Regions from separate parts of the Homo sapiens genome. Here regions 2 and 3 are each linked to region 1. The links are chromatin loops, found by intact Hi-C in ENCODE. Cell type or tissue: sigmoid colon. All regions are shown on one strand. Region 1 has its middle 10 kb from the start of LINC01016. Region 2 has its middle 26 kb from the start of MLN. Region 3 overlaps LEMD2 (LEM domain nuclear envelope protein 2).

Region 1 (2,500 bases):
CTGGACTCCACCCCAGAGCTCTCAGCTCTGGCCCTCTTCCCTCCTACTCCACCATACTACAGAGGGACAGTCCCATAGGAAGACCCCCAGGTCAACCCAAGAAACAGCCACACGAATGTGAGGGTGTCCAGAGCCGCTCTGCTTCCAGGCACCTCCCTCCTCATTCAGACACCTTCTAAACCCAGCTTGGAAGGATGCCCTCTCACCAGTTGCTGCATGCCCTCACTTTTGAACTTTGTAGATTGGGAGCTTGAGGGCACACACCACCCCCCCTGCACAGGACGAGAGGTCGACAGGTACAGGCAGCTAGGAGCAATTCACACCCACCAGTAAGTGGGGAAGAGGCTGGCTTAGCCCTTTGGGATACCTGGCCAGGCCTTGTGGAGACCCAGCTGGGCTCCTCAGAGCAGGGACAGCCCATGGGCTCCATAAACTTCAGTGACTCATGGGTGACCACCCTGATAGGGCCAGGGAGAGGCAGAGAGGTAGCCTGCCCTAATCACTGCCTGAAGGCTCTGACATCAGAGAGGTTTGCTGGCCTCCCTCTCAAGTTGGCTCACTCCACCTTGAGGCTCTTTAGGCTCTTTGTGGGTGCCCTTTGTCCTGGACCTGGGCTCCAGCCTTTGGGGCTTCGTGGATGGGAGGAGTGTAGAAGTAGGGGAACAGCCTACACTTAATATCTTAAATTTCAAAGTCTTCTGCTCCTAGCAAGGCTCATGGGGCAGGTTTGAGAAAGACTTTGATCTTGAAATAGGTTGTTGGGTCGTCCTGAGTCCAGGTCTGGGGTTTGTCAGGTCTTGGGTCTTTGATTTGCTGTGAGTGATTTTCAGTACCCTTATGTCTTCATAAAAGGCCCTTCCCAAAATTAGCCAGGTGTGGTGGCACACACCTGTAGTCCCAGCTATTCAGGAGGCTGAGGCAGGGGAATTACTTGAACCTGGGAGGCGGAGGTTGCAGTGAGCCAAGATGGTACCACTGCACTCCAGCTTAACGACAGAGCAAGCCTCCGTCTCTTAAAAAAAAAAAAAAACGAAGTCCCCTCCCAGAGTTTCTGTAAGGATCAAATGAGATAATGGGTGGGAATGTGCCTCACCATCTATATGGTGTTGCACAATGGAAATGGATTTTATCGTAAGGGTTTTGGGGCCCTGTGGGCAGGTGCTTTTGCAGAGGAGAACCAGTATACCAAGGGCTGTCAAGACAGCCTTACTTTCTCACCTTGATGTGGGGGACAGAGGGCTTTCCAAATTTTAGGGGCTGCCAGGCTGGACAGGGAAATGCTCAGCATGGTTAAAGATCCACAGAGTAGAGGGAAATGAACCTTCACTAGCTGTTCAGCGTCCCAGGCCTTTTTACTGCTCATCATAAATTACCATCCTGTTTTATTTTCGTTTTATAGCCTCTTCCAGTCTGTTTCTGGTGATTCACTCTCTGCTCTGGGCCAACTATGTTAGAAATGGTTTCCTGGTCTTTCTCTTTCTCTGTCGACACCTCAGATGGCTGGCGACTGACCCAGCAGCTGGGGAGCTTCCATCAGCACCCGTTGGATGAAGAAACATCAGAGCTGACAGCTGAAAGGTGACAGCAAAGAATCGAGATACGTAGTGTCTGCCCTCTAGCAGCTTCCACCAGAGGAGGGAGGGAACCGGAAACCTCACATTTGCACAGGCTTGCAGACCCAGCTTCTGAAGAGGAGTCACTACTTCCTGGGACCTGCGCCTCCAATTCAGGCAGCTCTCAGGAGGTGATGACACGTTCTTCAGCGTAGTTGGCTCTCTCTTGATGTGGTTGGTCCAACCTTTCAGTATTTAGAAGTGTTAGGGAGACCTCCAAGATCCTTTCCATTGTCAATATCTTGTGGTTCTGCCATTGTGAGAAGGAAGGGCCCTGCCTGGGGGTTGGGAGGCTCTCGTTCTAGTCCCAGTTCTACTACCAGTGAGTGGCCCTGGGCAAGTCTCTTTCTCTCACCAGGCAACAGTTTCTTCTTCTGTAAAGTCAAAAGGCCAAAGCAGGTCACCCAAATGCCTTCTGGTTTTGCCATTCTACAAGCGGTTACCTCATCTGCACAAAACATGCAAGTATTTGTTTGGACACTGACAGATTCCCACAACAAATTAACATCCTGTCAAGTGTCTTTAATGAAATGCTCGTTTTTCAAATGAAAGCAATGGGTTAGGGAAGATTTGAATGATGTTTGCGAGCCTTTGATATAACATTTTTATTGAGATTTTTTGTGTGTCCCGATTGAGGAGAAAGCAACATAATGGCAAAGTTGTCTCTCCTGTCATTTTTCTAATAGAAGAGAATTTTTGTTCAACACAATTTTTAGCGTGAATTGTCAATTACCATTCTCCCAGATCTGTTTGGCAGCATGACCTTGGTTGTGGCCTGTTTTGTGGACACGAGGAGATAAAAGATAAAGTAGCATGTGCTTAGTTTGTGATGAATAGAAGGACACAGGTGGGGACTGGCCTTACAGCACTCACAGTGGCTGAGCTGG
Region 2 (2,500 bases), 57 kb before region 1:
AGTGGTAGAAAGAGGTATTCCTGTTCGTTCCAACCTCCTCATTCTGTTGTATTTTTCTCTGTGGCGCTTAGCACCAATGTCATTCTATGTTTACTTTGTTTAATGTATTTCTCCCCTCACTAGAACGTAGAGTCCTTCAGAGGAGTCTGTTTTGCCTGTTTGCTTTGCTACTCAGCAGGTATTTATGAGGTGTAGGAATGAACGAAGCTGGCTTGGGCTGGCCAGGCGTCCTGCAGGGCTTGGGCTCCAGGGCCCTGCTCTCCTGGCCTTCTCCTGCAAACCAGGCTTCCCAGACCCTCTTGCTTCTGCTCAGGTCGGAGGGGGTGAGGAGGGAGCATAGTGTCTCACACAGTGGGGCTCTCAGCCTACATTGCCAGGCAGGTCCTTCAGCCTCCTCTCTGCCTGGGGTCTCCCTCTGGAGATGCTGGCTCACAACTGCTCCCGCCCCTGCCCCTGTGGCCAAAGTAGCTTTCTCCTGTCTCTGCTGCTTGTTGAAAGAGGCATGGATCTCAGTATCATCCTCCTGCCACCTGCCCCACAGGAGTCTGCTGAGATGGCCATCTGGGAGCTCACCAAGCCTCTAGGGGAGCGGTGAGAACCAGCATCTGAGTGCAGTGTCAGGGGTTCCCTGCTGCTTGTGCCAGACGAGGTCCAGAACGTGCTTCTCCACTCAGCTCAGCATCCGGAGCTCTCCCATTTTGCCTCTCCTCCAGGGCAGCATTTTCTTTCTAAATTCCCAGGCTTTTTACATTTGGCTGCCCCATGGGGCTAATTCTCTCACTTCGAGATGGTGCCCATTAACACTTCAACAGGCCTCGCCTGGAGCTGCAGCCCCAAGCCCTCTTCCCTGGAACATCCGCGCCCACGTTCACTTCGCTGTCATCGCCCCAGCTGCGGAGGCTGGACTAGCTTCAGCTACTTTTATTTAGGCTTCAAAAGGAGGACCTTGGCCGCCAGCAGCTGAGGTCTGCAGGGCACCAGAGGTAAACTTCTGCCCTGAGTCTCCAAAAATAATTTTCTGTTTGGCTCCAAAACATGGTTCTGCTCTTCATCTGCCTGCAGGAGGCCTTGGGAGGGCCCATATCCCGAAGCTGCCCAGTGAAAGCCTGATGCAGGGAATGCTGAAAGCAGCCCAGCCTCTTGTCCCCTCCCCTCCCCTCCTTCACCTCCCTGGGTGCTGAAAACAGCCCAGCCTCTTGTCCCCTCCTCTCCCCTCCCTCATCTCCCTGGGTGCTGAAAGCAGCCCAGCCTCTAGTCCCTCCCTCCCCTCCCTCACCTCCCTGGGTGCTGAAAGCAGCCCAGCCTCTTGTCCCCTCCCCTTCCCTCCCTCACCTCCCTGGGTGCTGAAAGCAGCCCAGTCTCTTGTCCCCTCCCCTCCCTCACCTCCCTGGGTGCTGAAAGCAGCCCAGCCTCTAGTTCCTTCCCTCCTCTTCCTCACCTCCCTGGGTGCTGAAAGCAGCCCAGCCTCTAGTTCCTTCCCTCCTCTTCCTCACCTCCCTGGGTGCTGAAAGCAGCCCAGCCTCTAGTTCCTTCCCTCCTCTTCCTCACCTCCCTGGGTGCTGAAAGCAGCCCAGCCTCTAGTTCCTTCCCTCCTCTTCCTCACATCCCTGGGTGCTGAAAGCAGCCCAGCCTCTAGTTCCTTCCCTCCTCTTCCTCACCTCCCTGGGTGCTGAAAGCAGCCCAGTCCCTTGTCTCCTCCCCTCCCTCACTGCCCTGGGTGCTGAAAGCAGCCCAGCCTCCGGTCACCTTCCCTCGCCTCCCTCATGTCCCTGGGTGGAGAGGTCGGCATTGCCTCCCAGGTGGATGCAAAGTACCAGTCTCATCAAATCTAAGATACCAGTGATTTTTAAAGGAACCATTATTTTACCATGAAGGGGGAAAATGCTGCTGATTAAACTAGGATATGCCACCAATTGTTAGACAGATTTCAATTTCAGGGATATTAAAGTGTGAAACAAATGTGTTCCTTAGGACAGATGAAATATAGTCTAGGTGGAACAGCCCCTTCGTCTCAAAGCCAGCACTCTCTAGCTCACACTTTCCCTGGAGAAGAAATTAAAAGTGTGCTTCGAATCCAAAGGCTTTCAGCTCCTACTCCTGCCAGCACCGTGTGTGTGAGAGTAAATGGGTGGTGGGGACATCAACAGAGGACTGAGGTAAGAGGGGATCCTGTCATTCTGCCACCCACAGAGCCTGCTGAATGATAGTCACAAGCCCGCACCGCTGTCTTGTCAGCCCAGAGCAAATCAGACTCAGCCCCTATCCCGCTGCTCTGATTCACGAAGGACTTCAGTCAGAGGGGGTGTCCTCACCGCTTCGCCCATGACTTAGCACCCCTGTGTTCAGAGGTGACTTAGGGCATCAGGAGAGGCGAGAGAGAGGGTGCTGGCGGGAGCCTCACCCTCTGGCTTCCTGCGAGGGAATCTGAAGCCTGCAATGTGGAGCCGTCCACACCAGCATAAGGCGATGGGATGGAGTGGGACGGACAGACGGGGAGCAG
Region 3 (2,500 bases), 120 kb before region 1:
GAGCTGCTTGAAAGGGGACTTGGCCCTGAGAAGCTGAGGAAGGTGGAAAGCCTGCTCTGAAATGTCTGCAGCCTGAGTGAGGCCGAGGACACACCTCGGGGCCTCTGCGCCAAGGCGCTCTGTGTTCCAGAAAGGAAGAAGCTGGGCTGGCAGGGGCCTTTTGTTATTTAGTTTATTTTGATCTCGCTCCTGCTCTCCAAACAGCTTCACAGAAATAGAGCCTTGCATTAGCTCCCTTCTCGGCTTAAAACAAAACGTGGCAGAGGGAAAGTCTTTCATGAGGAACAGAAAAGGGAAAGACAGGCTCATTTTTTCCCGAGTTGCGTTTCCAGGTCCTTTGACTATGGACCCAACTGTGTGACTCTAGTGACGAGGATAACAGGCTGGTGCTCACTGTGAACGGGAAAGGTGACCACAACAGCCCACAAGCCCCATGGGGCATGGCAGGACTGGCTGCCTTCTTGGGGTGACTGACCTTGGGGCCTCTGCAAAAGGAAGGACAGCAGTGAGATCCAGAAGCACACTCAGCAGCCCTGGCAAGGGAACCCTCATGTGCCTGCCAGACCGCATGGGTGGGCAATGAGTGGGCTTCCCTATGGTTGGGCCTCAGAGGAGACAAAGAAGTCGGCCTCATGAAGGGACGCTACCAGCTGCTGGGAAGCCCCATCCAACCTCACCCTGTTCTTTCTTCCTCCTCCTCCCAGGGCTGGTGCTGAGCACCTGAGGGGAACCTCTGGGTCTTGAGGGGAGGCAGAAATGGAGCCAAAGGAAAAAGGCCCCACTAGCCCCCACTTCTGGCCACCCACTGGGACCAAGGAGGCACCCTGCATGCTGCAATCCTCATAGCCACTCTGTAAGACAGGGTCATCACACGTTACAAATGTGGAAACTGAGGCTGTGAGAGTTATGCAGCTTACTCGAGAACTGGTCACTGGGTGGCAGAGGCCAGAGGTCTGGGAGGAACTGCAGAGCCCACGTCCTGCTGTCTCTCCCACCTTCCCTTCCAGCCACCTCCCAGAGCTGGTGCTTAAGGAGTCCACACATTGCCATTCCTTAGACATAGCTTTGGGGGAAGGGAAAGAACCATGGGCAAGAAACATCCGTTTTTAATAAATAGTTTATTCATCCAGCAGTTTCAGCCCTGATACTGAAGCCTGTTGCGGTGTTTCTTATTTTTCTGGCTGGAGCCTGATTATGAGAACATGGCCTCACCACGGGGCCAGCGCTCAGATTCCTGCCCTGCCGATCATCCAGACATCAGAGGAAATGAGAGTATTGCTCAAATGAGGGAGACTGGAGCTTTATTAAGGAAACAAAAAATACCAGTAAGACTAGAGAGGGGTGGTTAATGTTTCTGGAGGCAGCTGTGGAATTTCCTGTTTGCTCCCCCTCTCCTGCCTGCCGCAGATGAGGACACACGGGGAAGACTCGCTGGAGAGGCTTCTCGCACTTAATAAGGCCCCCCGTCGGGGTGCTTCTGGAGCCTGCCTCCCAGGGAGCAGGCTGAGGAGCTGGCGGGAGGGCCGGTGGGCGGCGGCGCGGACGCTGCTCCCTTGTGGCCGGCAGGGGGCAGCCTGCAGCCACTGCGCCTCTCCCGCCGCCAAGAGCCGCGGCCGGGGTAACAGAAACGCCGGCTGCGCTGAAGTTCTTGTTAAACAGCCCCGCGTCGGGGCTGTGGTCACAGTAAAGCAAGGCGATCTTCGCACACAGCAAGTGCGAGGCTCTGGGCCCTGACGCAGGGCTCCCAAGCTCCCGGAATCGGCGTTCTGGCTGCAGGCCTGGTCTAGAGTCGCAGCTTCTGTGAGAAGCAACACTGAGGCGGGCCCGCCCGCCCTGGGGCTGCCCGACCCTCCTCTCTGCTCTCAGCCCCAGTCCCTACTTCGGGATCCTCCCAGGAGGCTGTGCCGGCTGCTCACTCCTCCTGACCTGAGGGACCGTGTGTCTGGGCCTGGTGTTTCTAGACGGTCCCCCCTACAGTCACTTGTTCTAATTTCTAGCACCTTCCCTCTTCAGGATAGAGGCCCAGCCAGCCAGAGCACAGGCTTTCTCCCTTCACCCTGGAGCTCTCAAGTAACAACCCCCTGAAGGCACATGGACCAAGCTGCTCCCCATCCCGCCACCCGAAACACCATCCCTGCCCCACCTCCCAGGTGACAGACTCCCTGGCGTGGCCATGCCCCAGCCCACCAGCCCCACGCTTGTCAGCTGGGCCTGACAGCTGCTGCTCTTGTTTTCTATTCATGAAAACTCAACCCTTCTCCCCGTTTCTGCCAGCACAACAGGGCAGAGTCTGGGCTATCACCCTGGCTTCTCCCCCTCCCTTTAAAGGAAGCCCACATTTTCCTGCGAGCCGAACTCCTCTGAAGAGTATGGCAGACCTTTGGAATCGTGTCAGGACGAGACTGAAAGTCAAGGCAAGTGTGAATTCAGCACCGCAGGCCTGGTGACCCTCCTGTGCCTCTGGAGTGGGCTGTCCTGGGACAGGCTGACCGGGAACAAG

What was found. Peaks named below come from ENCODE experiments on the same cell type or tissue, not always from the same donor. Only the 100,000 strongest peaks of a DNase experiment are listed, where the experiment ranks them.
Region 2: it touches region 1 in a loop (10-fold over the local background); 3 of 110 quality-filtered maps call a loop at or near these places.
Region 3: it touches region 1 in a loop (3-fold over the local background); 5 of 110 quality-filtered maps call a loop at or near these places.

The regions. Positions count from the first base shown.
Region 1 is chr6:33,885,357-33,887,856 of GRCh38, forward strand. No RefSeq gene overlaps it. Among named protein-coding and RNA genes, the nearest start is that of LINC01016, 10 kb to the right of the region's middle. In sigmoid colon, no CTCF peak of the experiment used is centred here; a DNase peak (open chromatin) is centred at 1,505; H3K27ac peaks cover 2,161 bases.
Region 2 is chr6:33,828,358-33,830,857 of GRCh38, forward strand. No RefSeq gene overlaps it. Among named protein-coding and RNA genes, the nearest start is that of MLN, 26 kb to the left of the region's middle. RefSeq lists a silencer at 675-969. In sigmoid colon, a CTCF peak has its summit at 992; a DNase peak (open chromatin) is centred at 1,064.
Region 3 is chr6:33,770,114-33,772,613 of GRCh38, forward strand. It overlaps LEMD2 (LEM domain nuclear envelope protein 2), which reads right to left. Exons shown (of 9, transcript NM_181336.4): 9 at 1,100-2,500. Among named protein-coding and RNA genes, the nearest start is that of LEMD2, 18 kb to the right of the region's middle. RefSeq lists an enhancer at 1-197 and silencers at 39-333, 1,475-1,524, 1,545-1,614. In sigmoid colon, CTCF peaks have their summits at 1,553 (motif pointing right) and 1,752; DNase peaks (open chromatin) are centred at 1,268 and 1,558; H3K4me3 peaks cover 561 bases; H3K27ac peaks cover 1,514 bases.